Regions from separate parts of the Homo sapiens genome. Here region 1 is linked to region 2. Evidence: chromatin loops called from intact Hi-C (ENCODE). Cell type or tissue: dorsolateral prefrontal cortex. All regions are shown on one strand.

Region 1 (8,000 bases), 48 kb after region 2:
GGTGAAAACGAGTTTTCAACAGAAGCCAGGACAGGCAGTGGACAATGGATTCCATGTGGAGAACAGAAGCTAGAACTCTTTGGAGTTGTGGGAGCAAGAGACCCCTGTGGTGTCGCTGTGCCTCATGAAAGACATAGTGCTTTTGCTGTACATGACGGGCGTGTGTGTGCACGCACACACACACACTCCCCCCACCCTCCCTGCCTCCCAACCCCACAAGAGTTTGGAAATACCCCATCTTCCTGGCTGCCCCAGGTGCCCGTGATTCAAAGTATTAACCCAGAATGTAAAAAGTTATTAAAGATGATATCTCAGGGAATGTTGATTTATCACCTAGACAACCTGCAAGTGACTTTCAGGCTCTCAGTGTTCACAGTAGAGTTTCTAAGGTTCCAAATGCTTAGAAATCTGTTACAAGCCAAATAAAAGGAGGGATTGGAGGAAGCCATCTGAAAGGCTGTCCTTGTGATCTCTGTTGAACATTACTTTGGAATAAGCCCTCAAATCTTGGAATGCTAAGAAAACACAACTCATGGGGAAAGAATGAGAACAGCCTTCCAGAAGATACCTCCCGTCTTTGTTGTCATGATACTGATAGTCAAGAGTTGGCCAGAAAGCGATCATCTAAAAACTGAGAAAAACACCTCAGACCCACTGGTTGGTTTTGCCGTTAGACTTTCCTCTTCGCCCAGGAGATGACCTGTTTTACTAACAGGTGAAAGACCTAAAAGCAAGATGTCATCTTGGACTTTTAAAAAAAGTTTTTTTCCTAGAATCATAATACCAGTTTATCATAAACATCAGCTTCCTCTTCACTTTATGTCTCAACGACGTTATAGACAGTGATGTTCATGATTGTGGTCCTTGTGCAAAGGTTTCCTGTCCTCAATATGGTTCATTTAGGAAGCCAGGAAAGCTTGTAAATAATGCTCTATTTGCTTAAGTCAGCCTAATCGCTTCAAGAGTTTTCCTTAGCTCTGATTTCCACATTCTTCTTTCTCTGTTCCCATAGAACCCTTAACAAACTTTTTTTTTTTTTTTTATCTTACTTGGTCGTTGTTTTTGTTTGACTCTCCAATTCCAGCAGACAATAGTTCCAGCACATAGCTCAGAAAACATACTTGGTGCACCAGTGAGTGAATCTCGAAATAGTCACAGTCATCCACAAAGTCAGGCTCTAAAGAGTTTTCTGAATAGCTGAGGTTTATATGTTTTAAAAATGAAATAGAACTTGGGTGAGCCTAACTGAAAAAATGTTTATGGTGGGTTTATGTTAGTCTCTGCCACATTCGCTTATAAAAAGAGTCTCTGAAGACGCCTCAGAGCTTAGTGGTCTCCATTCCTGAGCACCTTAATATGCACCTTGGCACCTCTTGCAAGTTCAGTGTCCAGTCTCCTTTGTCCTGCTGCAGCTTGATTTTTTTTCTTTTTCTTGAGACGAGGTTTTAATTGTCATCCAGACTGGAGTGTGGTGGTGTAGTTTTTGCTTGCTGCAACCTCCACCTCCCAGGCTCAAGCGATCCTCCCACCGCAGCCTTCCAAGTAGCTAGGACTGTAGGTTCGCGTCACCATGCCTGGCTAATGTTTTTTAGAAATGTGGTTTTGCCATCTTTCCCAGGCTGGTCCTGGGTTCAAGTGGTCCGCCCGCCTCGGCCTCCCAAAATGCTGGGATTACAGGAGTGAGCCACCATGCCTGGCTTGTACCATGATTTTTTTAGCCACAACTCTTTGAACATATAAAACATCATTCTGAATGTACCATTTATCTCTAGATACAAATAACAGTCTTTGCCCTCAGAGCTGTTTTCTTCACATTGAAAGTAGAAATTAGCACTACCTGGCAAAAAAACTGAAAAAGGAAATATGAAGCTTAAGATACTACTACATAAGATAATATTAACTTTCTTCTTAAATGCTAGTTTTATGTACAACAAAACCAGAAATCCTGGCTACTCCAGGATCGTGAAAAGAAAAGGGGCTTTAGAACGAAAAAAATAAAATCTAAGGAAAGATAATTATTTTAATAGCTGCCCTCAGGAAAATGCAGATGAGGGTGAAACTATCCCAAATTAGCAATTAGATAAATCTCGAGGATTAGAGAACAGCAGATTTTAAATTCTCTTTTCAAAAATGCAGCAACTCTGCTAGAAAATGAATGAATGTGATTGCAGCTATATATTTTTTTGACCGGTGCTCTTGCAGCTGTGGAAGTTTGACCCACACTGAGATGCCTCCCTGAGTCAGCCCTATCTGTGTCCTTGTCTCTGCAGCGCAAATCTGTCCAAGGCTGCCTGGGGAGCATTGGAGAAGAATGGCACCCAGCTGATGATCCGCTCCTACGAGCTCGGGGTCCTTTTCCTCCCTTCAGCATTTGTAAGTTTACACTTCCAACTGCACAGTGGGTCACATGGGAGATGAATTGGGCTTTGTGTTCTCTTCCTTTAGTCACAACAGCTTGCCTAAGGTAGGCAGGAAACAGTCGGGATTCTTACCCAGAGCCTGCACTCTTAACCGCTGGTCTGTACCTCTGAGCTTACTGAACACTCACCAGTCTGGGTGCAGTGGGATACCTGCTTTCAAGGCATGTACTTGATTAGGAATTGACTGTGTGCTTCCAGCGAAATTAATAACATTTAAAATAAATATTGTGAACTACAATGTGAAGATTTATCTCGAGGTGGTAGATGACAAGTCACCAAAGGAATGGCCCAATCAAGCACAAGTTGTTTTAGGTAGGGGTGACTGGAGGATGAAGTTGGGAAGCAGGAGAGCTTGGCAGAGTATTTGAAAGATGCTTAGGATGTAGGCTGTATAGAGAGAGGTGGGAATGGCATCAACGTTGGAAAGGAATTGGTAGTAGCACAAACTGGGAAGCAGAGATTGGTTCACATCATCGGCTAGAGTTTGGCTGGGCGGGGCCAGTGGGGTGGCACAAAGGACATGTGCTTCTGGCCCAGTAAGCCCCCTGGAAAAGCACCGTGTCGAACTGGTCTTTCGAGATGTCCAGCACAGCCAGCTTGTCTCCTAGCTCTGGAGCCACTTGAGATTTCTGTGTCCAAACACCAGAAAGAGTGGCTGTGTCCAAACACCAGAAGGAGTGGCTTGCACATAGGGGCTGGGGTGTACAAGCCATCTGTTTCTCTAAATGCTAGAATCACGCTTGACCCAGAGAGATATTCTCACCATAAGAGGCACATGGACTGAGATCTCCCATGTCACCTCCTTATACTCACTGTGGGTACACACACACAGAATACAGAATCGCCCACACAATGAGATGGCTAATGCTTTTTCCTTCCTTCCTCCCTTCCTCCCTCCCTCCCTCCCTCCCTTCCTTCCTTCCTGTCACTGTGGGCACACACTCAGAATCGCCCACACGATGAGATGGCTAATGCTTTGCCCACATGATCAGATGGCTAATGCTTTTTCCTTCCCTCCCTCCCTCCCTCCCTCCCTCCCTTCCGTCCCTCCCTCCCTCCCTCCCTTCCTTCCCTCCCTCCCTTCCTTCCTTCCCTCCCTCCCTCCCTTCCTTCCTTCCCTCCCTCCCTCCCTCCCTCCCTGCCTGCCTTTGTCCCTCCCTCCCTCCCCGCCTTCCTTCCTCCCTCCCTCCCCTGCCCTCCTCACTGGCTATAGTTGAATTTATGACAAACACACATGACAAAGCTCCATTGTGGACAACACCAACTGGACCAGATGATTTAGCTGAGGGGTTGGTGTGTGCTTGTCCTCAGACTTCAATCTGGACTAATCCAGTCTTTTTTTTTTTTTTAGACAGAGTCTCGCTCTGTCGCCCAGGCTGGAGTGCAGTGGCATGATCTCGGCTCACTGCAACCTCCACCTCCAGGGTTCAAGTGATTTTCCTGCATCAGCCTCCCTAGTAGATGGGACTACAGGCGCCTGCCACCACGTCCAGCTAATTTTTGTATTTTTAGTAGAGACGGGGTTTCACCATGTTGGCCAAGTCTCCAACTCCTGGCCTCAAGCGATCTGCCTGCCTCAGCCTCCCAAAGTGCTGGGATTACAGGTGTGTGCCACTGCTTAATCCAGTCTTAAGGCACGCTGGAGAGCACCCACCTTCCCAGCCCACCCCAGCGTCGTTCACTGTTTCTCACACCGTGCTCAGGTGAAGAGCTCTTTTCTCCCTTTCTCTCTCCTCTTCTCACCAGTCTATCCATTCTTTCTCTTTCTGTCTCAGTTTCACTACAAAACTATGTAACTAACCTCTTTTAGTTATAAGATTTCAGCTTTATCATACAGCTTGTGGGAAACAATGAAGTCACATCACTAGGAGGTGTGATTATAGTGACTGTGGCTTTTATAATAACTGTGGCTGGAGTTCTCTCCCAATAATAAGTAATGGAATAAATTCCACATCACTCCTGTTTGGCTTCTGTTGTCAGCATTTACAAAAGTCTGGTCCTTTGTAACTGTTCTGACCATGAAAATGCTGATCATGAAAATGCTAATAGGAAGAAATGTATTGCCCTTCCAGGTCCTCTAAACCCTTCTGAGCTATTCATTTTTTACCCCAGATATTCTTTCTCTGACTATCCATTAATGAAGGCTAATAGAGAAAAAGAAATAATCATTTGGAATCCCTAAACCGACCTTATAGGGGGGCTCTTCTATATTTTGGAATAAGAAAGAGCCCCATTATAGCACATTCCAGGTAAAATAGAGATTGCATTATTTATAAAGACCATCAGACAAGAATATAAAACAGATTCCACCCCTTCTAGACTATGCCAACTGATTCAAGAGCTAGGCACCAATTAGGGTGACGATGTAATTAACAGTCTAAGATTGTAACAGATTTTCCAAGAGTTTGTTAGCACATCTCAAAAAACAGAGCCTGGAACAGTGCTTTCCAGCAGGCTTCCGTCATGACCCTGGTGAGGCCCCACTCACTATACCTATCTTGTCATTAGTCATTGTCCCTTTGGTTGGGCTGTGTCCTTCAGTGAATCACAAATGACTTGGGCAGAGTGCTCTAATCAGGCATTGTGGACGGTACACAGAATGGCTTTACCCTTCCCCTCCCAGGGAGCTCATAGGCTAGTTGGGCAGGGTGGTCATAGAGTCAGATGGCCACCTGATACACCTAAGCAATGAGACAGAGACATCCTTCCTGGGTGAGAGCTGGGTGCTGAGATCTGAGGGAGGTGCCTACCTGAGTGAGCAGAGCCAGAGGACTTTGTTGTGCATTACAGAAACCAATTTGTGCCCACAGAAGCCCACAGATGGAAGGAGTTTACTGAAAAGATGCTGGGGGGATGTCATGGGATCAGAGGAGTTGCTGAGTAGCTGAGACTTGGGAGCAACGGGCCCAGGCCCTCTTAGGGGACTCAGCAGCGGCCCTTCTCCCTGGGTTCTGCAGCTAGCATGGCTCTGCAGCCCAGGTGCTGGCCAGTCCGCATCCCAGTGACACCTCAGGCCTAGATCTGCCTTCCATGACTCAGGACTCTCCCAGCTCCATTCCCGGAGAAAGAGCCTGTTTCCAGAGAAGGGAGGATGGATGTGAGCGAGGAAGTCACCCTAAGGGGTAGATACTACCAAGGGGTTTCACCCATAAGTGAGTTGATGTGCGTCTTGTCAGTCTGTAAAAAGGGTTGTTGGGTTATTTTGATATAGGAGACTTTATCTTAAAGTGCTTATATCACAACATCTATGTTGTCTACTGATATGTGAAGCTTCTGGAAAAAAAGTAGACCTTTGCTTGGCCTTCACAAAATTAACATTGATGGTTTTGACCTTGAGGATGACCCAGAGATTTGTGCCATGAGGTAGTTTGTCGTTTCGCTGAGTTTATACGTGCACAGGAGTGAGATGCTTAACTTGTGAAGGAGAGGCTGTCCAACGGAACAGCCCGACGGTTCCCTCCTCAAAGCATACCCCAGGCTCCTACCTGGACGTTCCAGTGGCCTGGGACTACCCACCTCCATACTCACTTCAGTCCCACACATACCCTGTGCCTGCTGTCTTCCAGGCCCCTGCGAAGAGAATAAAGGATGAAGTGGAGGCTTCGTTCTCTGGTAACGCATGGATAAGCTGAGGAAACAGACACTGGTGATTACAATATATGACAACAACTAGGGTGTGGGGCATTCAAAATACAGGGGCTCTGAGAAGAGGGACCATGTGGTCTGCCCGGGGGGCTTGGGAAAGGCTTTGTTAAGGAGGTGGCATTCGATCTCACTCTTGAGAAAGGAGTATGAGCTTAACTGCTGTCAGGGAAGAGGAGGCTTCCAGACAGAGATAATAGTGCAGGCTGTGTTTGGGAAAGAGCAAACAGTTCTGTGTGCTTGGAATGGGGATGGGGCGTGGGTATGAGAGGCTTGGAATTCCAATCTGAAGGAGACTGGAGAACAGAACACACCACTGGCCTTGGTTCCACGTGGATAGTAGAAAGGCATCAGTTTTTTAAGCAGGGCTAGTGGTCTTAGGCCAGTTTTCAGAGAATTTGAATCTTACAAAATATAATTCTGAAATTAGGATTATGATTTATACTATTTAAAAGGTACTTGAGGATATAGCACATTGCATGTATTATCAAAATCATCATCTTAGCCATGTAAACCACACTGTTTAACAAACCTGATTATTAATGAGTCACTGTTACTATTCACCTCACTCTCTTGGCACGTCTTTTCTTTTTTTTTCCTTTGAGACAGGCTCTTGCTCTGCCGCCCAGGCTGGAGTACAGAGCTGCAGTCTCCACCAGGCTCAAGCAGTCCTCCCACTTCAGCCTCCTGAGTAGCTGGGACTACAAGTGTGTGCCACTACACCCAGCTGACTTGTTAATTTTTCTGTAGAGATGCGGTCTTGCCATGTTGCCCAGACTGGTCTTGAACTGCTGGGCTCAAGTGATCCTTCTCAGCCTCCCAAAAGATCTTGTCATTTCTCACTCCTTAATGCTTCTTGATAATCTGTTCCCTCTGAACACCCCCGCAACATCACATGCTGGGCGAATCAGCTGTTACTGCCATGGCCCCCACTTCACCTCCCTGGGCCACATCTATGCTACTCCTCAGTCCACTGTGGGAATGGGCCTTGTAGACCACAGATCTGGTTTTGTTACCTGCTGGAGATCCTGTAAGGTAGAATCCAGCCTCCTTAGCAGGGCTTCTTTTCCCCTTCGTGCTCCGACTCCTAACCTCTCGTTCCTGGTACTTACTGTTTATGCTGTGCAGAACTCATGGCTCTCACTACGAGCCAGGTCCACCCTGCTAGCCAGCCATAATCTGTACTGAGAATGACACCTTTACGCCCCACCTCTGCCTGCTGCACCTGTCTCCACTCCAGGCACCCCTCCTCTGCATCCACAACTTTCTAGAACCTGGGGCTCAGCACATATCCCACCTTGCATTGTGACCTTTGACTCTTGTCTCCTGGACCAGAGTGAGCTGAATGGGTCATGTGGGAGGCTTTTCCTAAGTGTCTGTTAGTTGAAGTTGTTTCCTTTAAGTTGATCCATACCGAACAATGTGAGAAGTGTGTGAAACAGTATGGAGACTGTGATTTTGGTCCAGTGGGTATTGTGTGCAGTAGGTGCTTAAATATGTTCACAAACTGTGTTGTAAAGCAATTTGCAGTATGGAATAGCTCATCTGTAGCTGTCTTGAAATTAAAATACACATACGCTTAGGAGTCCACTGCAGTACTTACAAATGCCAATCCCTATAAATTAATTTAATAAATATCTTAAAGATTTCTGTATCATAATCCTAAAATGTTTACTGACAAGAATGCAGTTTATCATAAAATGAGGCCAGGAGTTAATATCTTTTTTTAGGTTTCCCTGTTCAGTACCAGCAAGACATGCCTTTTAGTGTTTTTGGCTTCATGTTTGCCAAATAGACTTACTTAATACAGAATTTTTTAGACATCCTTCAGACTGGACATCATCCAGAATTTACTTCCTTGAGATCAGCCCTCCTTCATATCTCTTGGGTAGAACTCTGTGTCCGCACCACCCACATGTCTGAGGTATCAGCAGCCAG
Region 2 (8,000 bases):
GGACATTAATCCAGTATGACTAGTGTCCTTATAAAAAGAGAAATTTGGGTGCAGAGACAGAGATAAGACCATGTAAAGACACAGAACGCCATTTACAAGCCAAGCTCCTAGAAGCTGGGAGAGAGGCTTGGAACAGATGTGCCTCACAGCCTCAGGAACCAATCCTGCCAGCACCTTGATCTTGGACTTCTCGCCTCCAGACCTGTGAGACAATATATTGCTGTTGTCTAAGCCTCCCAGTTTGTGGTGCTTTGTTTTGGAGGCCCTGGCACACTAATACAGTATCCACTGGACTCTCAGTAACTAAAGGGACGAAAGTGTCCTCCTTCTCCCTGCATCCCCTTATTGCCAAATGCATCTTGGGAAGGCTATTACGAGCCTTAGAAGGATGAGGAGTGACCTAAATGGTAAGTTTAAGTAACATCCAGAATTTGTATGTAGAAAAATTCAGATCATAAGGATTTATACCTCAGTATGCTATTGTTCAGGTGCCATCTTTTTGTAATAAGTCGTAGAACCAATAAATTTGAAAGAATTAATGAGGACTTCAGTTTCTATCAGTCATATTTAATCTTTTTAATAACATGACTTGATCTAACATTTTTTATTTCTAGGTGCTAGATGCACGTGTGTTTCTTACATTATTCTGTTTTTCTTACCTAATTTCTAAAAATCACAGGTGCGTGTTTCATAGTTTCATTTTACCTGTCATGTTAGAATAAAGCTATTGGGCAAGAGGTAGTGAGGTATTAGTACTGGAAATAGATGTTTCTCTCTAGTTGATTGTTGTTCCTTTGTGAATGGTAGAGAATCATTCTGCAGTGTGATTGATAAATGTGGAAGTGGGTCGGTTGTTTATCTTTCTTGATTGCTTATATCCAATTTTTGTTGTGTTGGGAGAGCTTGTAGAAATATACTTATTTCTTTTTTTTTTTTTTTTTTGAGGCGGAGTCTCGCTCTGTCGCCCAGGCTGGAGTGCAGTGGCGGGATCTCGGCTCACTGCAAGCTCCGCCTCCCGGGTTCACGCCATTCTCCTGCCTCAGCCTCCCAAGTAGCTGGGACTACAGGCGCCCGCCACTACGCCCGGCTAATTTTTTGTATTTTTAGTAGAGACGGGGTTTCACCGTTTTAGCCGGGATGGTCTCGATCTCCTGACCTCGTGATCTGCCCGCCTCGGCCTCCCAAAGTGCTGGGATTACAGGCGTGAGCCACCGCGCCTGGCCGAAATATACTTATTTCTAAGGATTATCTTGCTTTGAGTTAATCAGAACAAGAATCCCTCAAAAGCCTTTTTAATGTATTCTTGAAGAGTGTTTTTATATTATATTTGGAATTCAAAAATATAGCATTTTCAACGTAGCTTGGGCTCTGTTTCATTGAAATCTAACCACCCATTAGTGAAGCTGCGTCATGCTGTGGGCCTGGCCTGGGCCTGTTCTCTGTTGTATCCTGGGTCTAGCTCAGTACATAGCACACAGGAGGAGTTTGGTGAATATAGATGTGGTGTGAAATGAATCCACCGTGTGGTCCAAAAGAAAAAGCAAAAAGCACTATATTATATAATAATTATTATATATCTTTAATTTATTTGGACTTAAATATTTTAACACAGAACTACTTATGTGCCGTTTTGGGCCAAAGAAGATAATTATTCAAGGACTTTCTTGAGTCATTACCCCTCTGTATTACAACAGAGCTGCAGAATCAGGCCATGTAGCCCCATTATAAAGGTATCTGGTAAATGAACATTAGCTTTTCACTGCTCTGTGTTAGCCCTGTCTTCATTCAACTACAAAGGCCGGAAACATATCGAGTGATAAGGAAGCTAGCATTCCTTAATGAGGCGAGTCCAGCTTCATGAATGATGTATTTTAATTAATTTATTTATTTATTTATTTATTTTTGAGACAGAGTCTTGCTCTGGCACCCAGGCTGGAGTGCAGTGGCTCAATCTCGGCTCACTGCAACCTTCACCTCCCAGGTTCAAGCGATTCTCATGCCTCAGCCCCAGAGTAGCTGGGATTACAGGCACGCACAACCATGCCTTGTCTAATTTTTGTATTAGTAGAGACGGGGTTTCACCATGTTGGCCAGTCTGGTCTCGAACTCCTGACCTCAGGTAGTCCACCTGCCTCGGCCTCCCAAGGTGCCGGGATTACAGGTGTGAGCCACTGAGCCTGGCCATGAATGATGTATATTAAATACTAATGCTCTCTTTTTAGGAAGAAGCCAATCCTGCTTGTGCATGGTGATAAGCGAGAGGCTAAGGCTCACCTCCATGCCCAGGCCAAGCCTTACGAGAACATCTCTCTCTGCCAGGTAAGCCACTTACTGCCGTTGGAGAGCACGCGTAGTCTGAGTTAGAAGGAAACTTAGACATTTAGTCCACCCTCTCACTTAGTGCAGAAATCCTCTCTCCAGCATCAGTCATCAATAGATATTTGTCTAGCCTCAGCTTAAACACTTCCTGAGATAGAGCATCCCATTCATAGTACTCCTCAGGGTTGGAAAGGTTTTTCTTTTTGTGGGCCTGAAGTCTTCTTACTAATTTCTACTCATTGGTCTTAATTTTCCCCTTCTGGAGCCACACAGAATAAGTAAGTCTTTCATCTTACACATGTCAGTGATTCATATATCTAAAGTGATCTGTCCTGTCTCCCTTCGTTTTCTCTCTTTAATTCAAACATTCTCTTTCTTCAGTTTTACTCAATGTAGTATGGATTCTGAGTCTTTCCGCAACCTGCTAGTGCTCCCCTGGTTGCATGTAGCTTGTCAGTATGCCTGTTGAAACCTGGGTTTCAACACTGAATAGGTCCTCTGGATGTAGTTCAGTGGCTGTGGGTTTCTTTTTGTGAGTATCCTGTGAGTGCAACTTAAAACTTGTAGTTTTTTGTGACACCTTATGTAACTTATATTAGCTGCCATTGACACTTCAACGGTAGTCCTTCAACTGTAGTTCTTTTTTTTTCACATGAGTTGCATCTAAGGTCTAAACAGGAGAGACCCATAGATTAAAAAACTGTTAGGAAACTATGTGAGTCGTATGCTGTGTATGATCTAAGTCCAATGTGGAGACATTAAGTGGTCTTGTAACAGGCATATCCACTTGGTTTGCTAGGACCAAAGCAAAGCAGAAAAGAAAGCTATGTTAGTTTGTTCTTGCACCGCTATGAAGACATACCTGAGACTGGGTAATTTATAAAGAAGAGGGGCTTAATTGGCTCACGGTTCTGCAGGCTGTACATGAAGCATGGCTGAGGAGGCCTCAGGAAACTTTCAATTGTGACAGAAGGTGAAGAGGAAGCAGGCACATCTTACTTGGCCGGAGCAAGAGGGAAGAGAGGGGGAAGAGCTACACACTTTTATCAAACAACCAGATATCATGAGAACTCTCTATCACGAGAACAGCAAGGAGGAAGTCCACCCCCATGATCCAATCACCTCCTACCAGGCCCCTCCTCCAACATTGGGGATTATAATTTGAGATGAGATTTGGGTGGGGACATAGACCCAAACCATATCAAAGGCCAAGAAACGGTTATTGCCCAGTTTCTTTATATATTCCCATAATTTTGTCCTAATACTTTGCAGTTAGCATACAATGTGGCCAGTGAGTCTTGGACTTTCATTAGGATCCATTTCTTTAGACTCATCATCTAAAAAGATCTTCTATTACACGTGGCGCATTTTGAGCAAGAAACATGCAAAGTAGAAAGGAAAACAAGGAATACAGAAGAATTTCTCACATTTATGATAACTACTTCCTATAGAAATGGTGATTATGAAGTAGCTGGTGTAATAGTCACCTTTTCCTATTTCTTTTGGCTGTATTCGTTTGTTATGAGAAAACACGAAAGATGCTTTTTATAGCCCTTTTCTTTCCTTATCGTTAGCTTAGTGAAATTGGCAAAAGATTTCTGCTCTGCAAGTACAGAGACAGAGTGAATTACATCCTTTCTGGATTTTTTTTCTCATTTTCCTTCTAGTGTCTTTTTTCCCCATCCACAAAGATGTAAGAATTCCAACTCATATTGTATCACTCTTTTTCCAACTATATATGATATCTTTGTATTTTTTTAAGATTAATACAGTACAAGAGCTCAATCTTGTTAGTTTAAACATACCTCACAACATTTTCCTTATGATTTAACCCACTGCACTTTATAGAGTTGTCATTTTAAAAATGCCTTCTATCCAACATGGGCTCATCTCATGCCCATAGATGTGCCTTTGCTTCGCAGTTGCCAAAATTCCATTGTTTTGCTTCTATTTCCAGCAACATAAGAGGTTATACTGCAGTAGGATAGCTCCCATCAAACCTTATAGTGGGCAGAAAGTAAACTGACACAGAAATCCTGAAAACCAGTGACTAAATGAATGGAAATAAAGTCTTTTTCAAATATTACCTACCTGTGCTCGTTTAGGAGAGTGGTTCCTGTGCTTGATAGTGTGTTCCAGGCTGGCCACCAGAGGGCATAGTGAGCCACTTCTTCCAAACCTCTTGGAAAGAGCTGTGAAGAAGCTCCCAACTCTAGGCTGACGTACAGGATTGTGTCCTCCTGATCTCTTGAAGCACCTTTATACCTTGTCTGTAAGATAAAGTCTTTTTCTAGCAACGTGAGTCATTGAAACTGAGACACATTAGTCAGAGAATCGGTGGCTGCTGACCCTCTCCCATTTTGCAAATGTGGGACCTAAGGGCAGACATTGAGACCTTGTGGTGGTCAGAGTCACATTGCCTGGGCTCAGTCCCGGCTCTACGTGTGTGTATTAGTCTGCTTGGGTGCTATAACAAAATTACCTGGGTGACTTTTCTTGGACTTGGGTCGCTGAAACAACAGACACTTATTTCTCACAGTTCTGGAAGCTGGGAATTCAGGATCAAGGTGCCAGTCAGTTCAGTTCCAGGTGAGGGCTCTCTTGCCAGCTTATAGATGGCCACGTTCTCACGGTGTCCTCATGAGGGAGAGGGAGGAAGACAGACACATAGGCTGTCTGGTAGCTCTTGTATAAGGACAGCAGTCCTGTTGGATCAGGATCCCACCCTTATGACCTCATTTAACCTTAATTACCTCCATAAAGTCCCTCTCTGCAAATAGTCACATTGGAAGTTGGGGCTTCAACATATGAATTTGGTGGGGGACAGAAGTGTTTAGTCTACAACACTTATTCTGGGCTTGTCACTGGCTTGTCACCTAATTTCTTTATCTTTGAAATTGATTGCTAATGCTGTTCATCCTAGAGTTTACTAAAGGACTTGGTGCACTAGCCCAAAAACAGCACCCAGTAAACAATATCTATTGAAGCTATTATCCTTGTTTTTTGTGCTTAGACTTACCCAGAAGCATGTAACTTTTAGCAAACGAAACAAAAGCCAGGTCTCTTGACCATTGTTCTTTCTCAGCTAAATATCAGTTTATAGAGTGGCAGTCTTCCTTCTCATTTGGTAATTTTGAAAACATGAAATAGAGTTCCCTGCACTTTCTTCTGTGGCCAGAATGCACAGATGCATGCTGGTCTGTGAGCATCTCCATTCCAAACAGGAGCTGTGTTGTAACTCACCTGTGTATTCCAGTCGCCCATTACTGCCCCCAGCAAAGTTTCACCCATGTCATGTGGTAAGGAGGCTGGGGTAGGTAGTGGGGAGAGGTTGCAGTAGTGATTGCCACGATTATAGAGTGCCTATTGCATGCAGGCCCCCGTTGCTCAGCATTTTACATATGTGATCTCGTTCCTGACAACTCTGGATCTCAGAATGGTACCGTTTTAAAGAGGAGAAAGCTGAGGCATAGAGTTAGATGTATTTTCCAGAGTCATACAAAGTTGTGAAGGCAGGATTTGAGCCCATGTACTGCGTTCCTAATTGTGAAACTTTTACGGTTATTTAAACTCTTTCATAATCTGCATCTTGTGACATATTCTGCTTAACCAAGATCTGGCATTAGTGGGTATTAGATAACATGTTTTCTATATACATACCCTCCATTAGTTTGTAAAGGTGTCATTTTATAACATGAAAATGGATTTCATATGTTTTTATTTTCAGCACTTGCTATGCTAATATAAGAACATTTCTATTTTAATTTAACATCCTAAGTCTTTATGTTGCCACCACTTTCAGTGTTTCTTTTTTTGTTTTTGGAGACGGAGTCTCGCTCTGTCACCCAGGCTGGAGTGCAGTGGCGCTATCTCAGCTCACTGCAAGCTCTGCCTCCTGGGTTCACGCCATTCTCCTGCCTCAGCCTCCTAAGTAGCTGGGACTACAGGCGCTGGCCACCACGCCTGGCAAATTTTTTCATATTTTTAGTAGAAACGGGGTTCCACTGCGTTAGCCAGGATGGTCTCCATCTCCTGACTTCGTGATGTGCCCGCCTCAGCCTCCCAAAGTGCTGGGATTACAGGCGTGAGCCACCGCACCTGGCCTTCAGTGTTTCTTTTAAATATGCTCTGAAAACTGTGTACCATTAATTTCTGTATAAGCCAAATATCTAAAACTTTGCATAGAGACTCACTTGTTTTACTAGTTTTTTGTCAACTAAAGAATTTAGGCTTCTCAGTCCTAATTACTGTAATTAAAAATGTAGTATATATTCTGTAGTGTATAATCATTCTGGGTAACAAAATTTGTGTTTTTTTTTTTTTTTTTTTTAATGAGCGTCCCCAGATGCTATTATAAAAGCTGTCTTGTTATTCAAGGGCTTGCCTGGTAGAGATCAGTAAAAATAGTTTTAAAAAAAAAAGTTGACCTGATTGCTTTCTAATGTAATTTCCAGTAGATATGGATATTAGTGAGTTGTTTTTAAATAAATGACTTCTTTTTCATCCTAGGCAAAGTTGGATATTGCGTTTGGAACACACCACACGTAAGCACTTTTTGTGAAATAGGGGAACCCCTCAAGCATTGTCATTTGTCCATTACACGGTTATTCTTAGGAGAGACTGAGCATGGTAGGCCCACCTAGGATCTAGCACAGCGATGCTTAACTGAGCCTGGGGGAGCTATTCTTTTATTTAATGCTCTTATAAAAATTATTTGGTCTTTCCTTTTAATTTTATAGATCAGGAAACTGAGGCCCAGGTTTAGGTATGTGATTTTTCCTTGGGCCAGTAGTGGAGACAGGAATAGAACCTATTTATTCTAACTTTAATTAATATATACACACAATTTTTCAAGATGTGGTCTCACTCTGTTGCCCAGACTGGAGTGCAGTGGCATGATCACAGCTCACTGCAGCCTCCAACTCCTGGGCTTAAGCAATCCTCCCACCTCAGCCTCCCGAGCAGCTGGGACTACAGGCACACGCCACCATGCCTGGCTAATTTTTTTGTAGAGACAGGGGTCTCACTTTGTGACCCAGGCTGATCTCGAACTCCTGGACTCAAACAGACCTCCTGCCTTAGCCTCTCAAAGTGCTGGGATTACAGGCATGAGCCCCTGTGCTGGCATTAACTTTAGCTTTAAATTTGTTCTTGTTTGCTCATTGCTAAAATTTACCTTATTATTTCCTTTGGTCCATTCACCACTACCCCCTCGCTCCTACACACATACTTTGCAGGTTAAACTCAACAGAGCTCTTTTTTTTTTTTTTTTTTTTTTTTTTTTAGACAGAGTCTCGCTCTGTTGCCCAGCCTGGAGTGCAGTGGCACAATCTTGGCTCACTGCAACCTCCATCTCCTGGGTTCAAACGATTCTCCTGCCTCAGCCTCCCAAGTAGCTGGGGTTACAGGCCACTGCCACCACACCTGGCTAACTTTTATATTTTTATTAGAGACGGGGTTTCACCATGTTTGCCAGGCTGGTCTCAAACTCCTGACCTCAGGTGATCCACCCTCCTCTGCCTCCCCAAGTGTTGGGATTACAGGTGTGAGCTACCATGCCTGGCCAAGAGCTCTTAATTCAGAGTTTAAAATGCCTAGGAGGCTGGGCGCTGTGGCTCATGCCTGTAATCCCAGCACTTTGGGAGGCCAAGGTGGGTGGATTATTTGAGATCAGGAGTTCG

Evidence for each region. Peaks named below come from ENCODE experiments on the same cell type or tissue, not always from the same donor. Only the 100,000 strongest peaks of a DNase experiment are listed, where the experiment ranks them.
Region 1: a loop joins it to region 2, with 4 times the contacts of the local background. A loop is called at or near these places in 2 of 110 quality-filtered maps.

The regions. Positions count from the first base shown.
Region 1 is chr14:90,017,046-90,025,045 of GRCh38, forward strand. TDP1 (tyrosyl-DNA phosphodiesterase 1) reads left to right here. Exons shown (of 17, transcript NM_018319.4): 15 at 2,271-2,373. Among named protein-coding and RNA genes, the nearest start is that of KCNK13, 41 kb to the right of the region's middle. In dorsolateral prefrontal cortex, no CTCF peak of the experiment used is centred here; a DNase peak (open chromatin) is centred at 3,662; H3K27ac peaks cover 1,867 bases.
Region 2 is chr14:89,968,953-89,976,952 of GRCh38, forward strand. TDP1 (tyrosyl-DNA phosphodiesterase 1) reads left to right here. Exons shown (of 17, transcript NM_018319.4): 6 at 2,223-2,319; 7 at 6,829-6,863. Among named protein-coding and RNA genes, the nearest start is that of TDP1, 17 kb to the left of the region's middle. In dorsolateral prefrontal cortex, CTCF peaks have their summits at 4,457 (motif pointing right) and 4,659; a DNase peak (open chromatin) is centred at 4,489.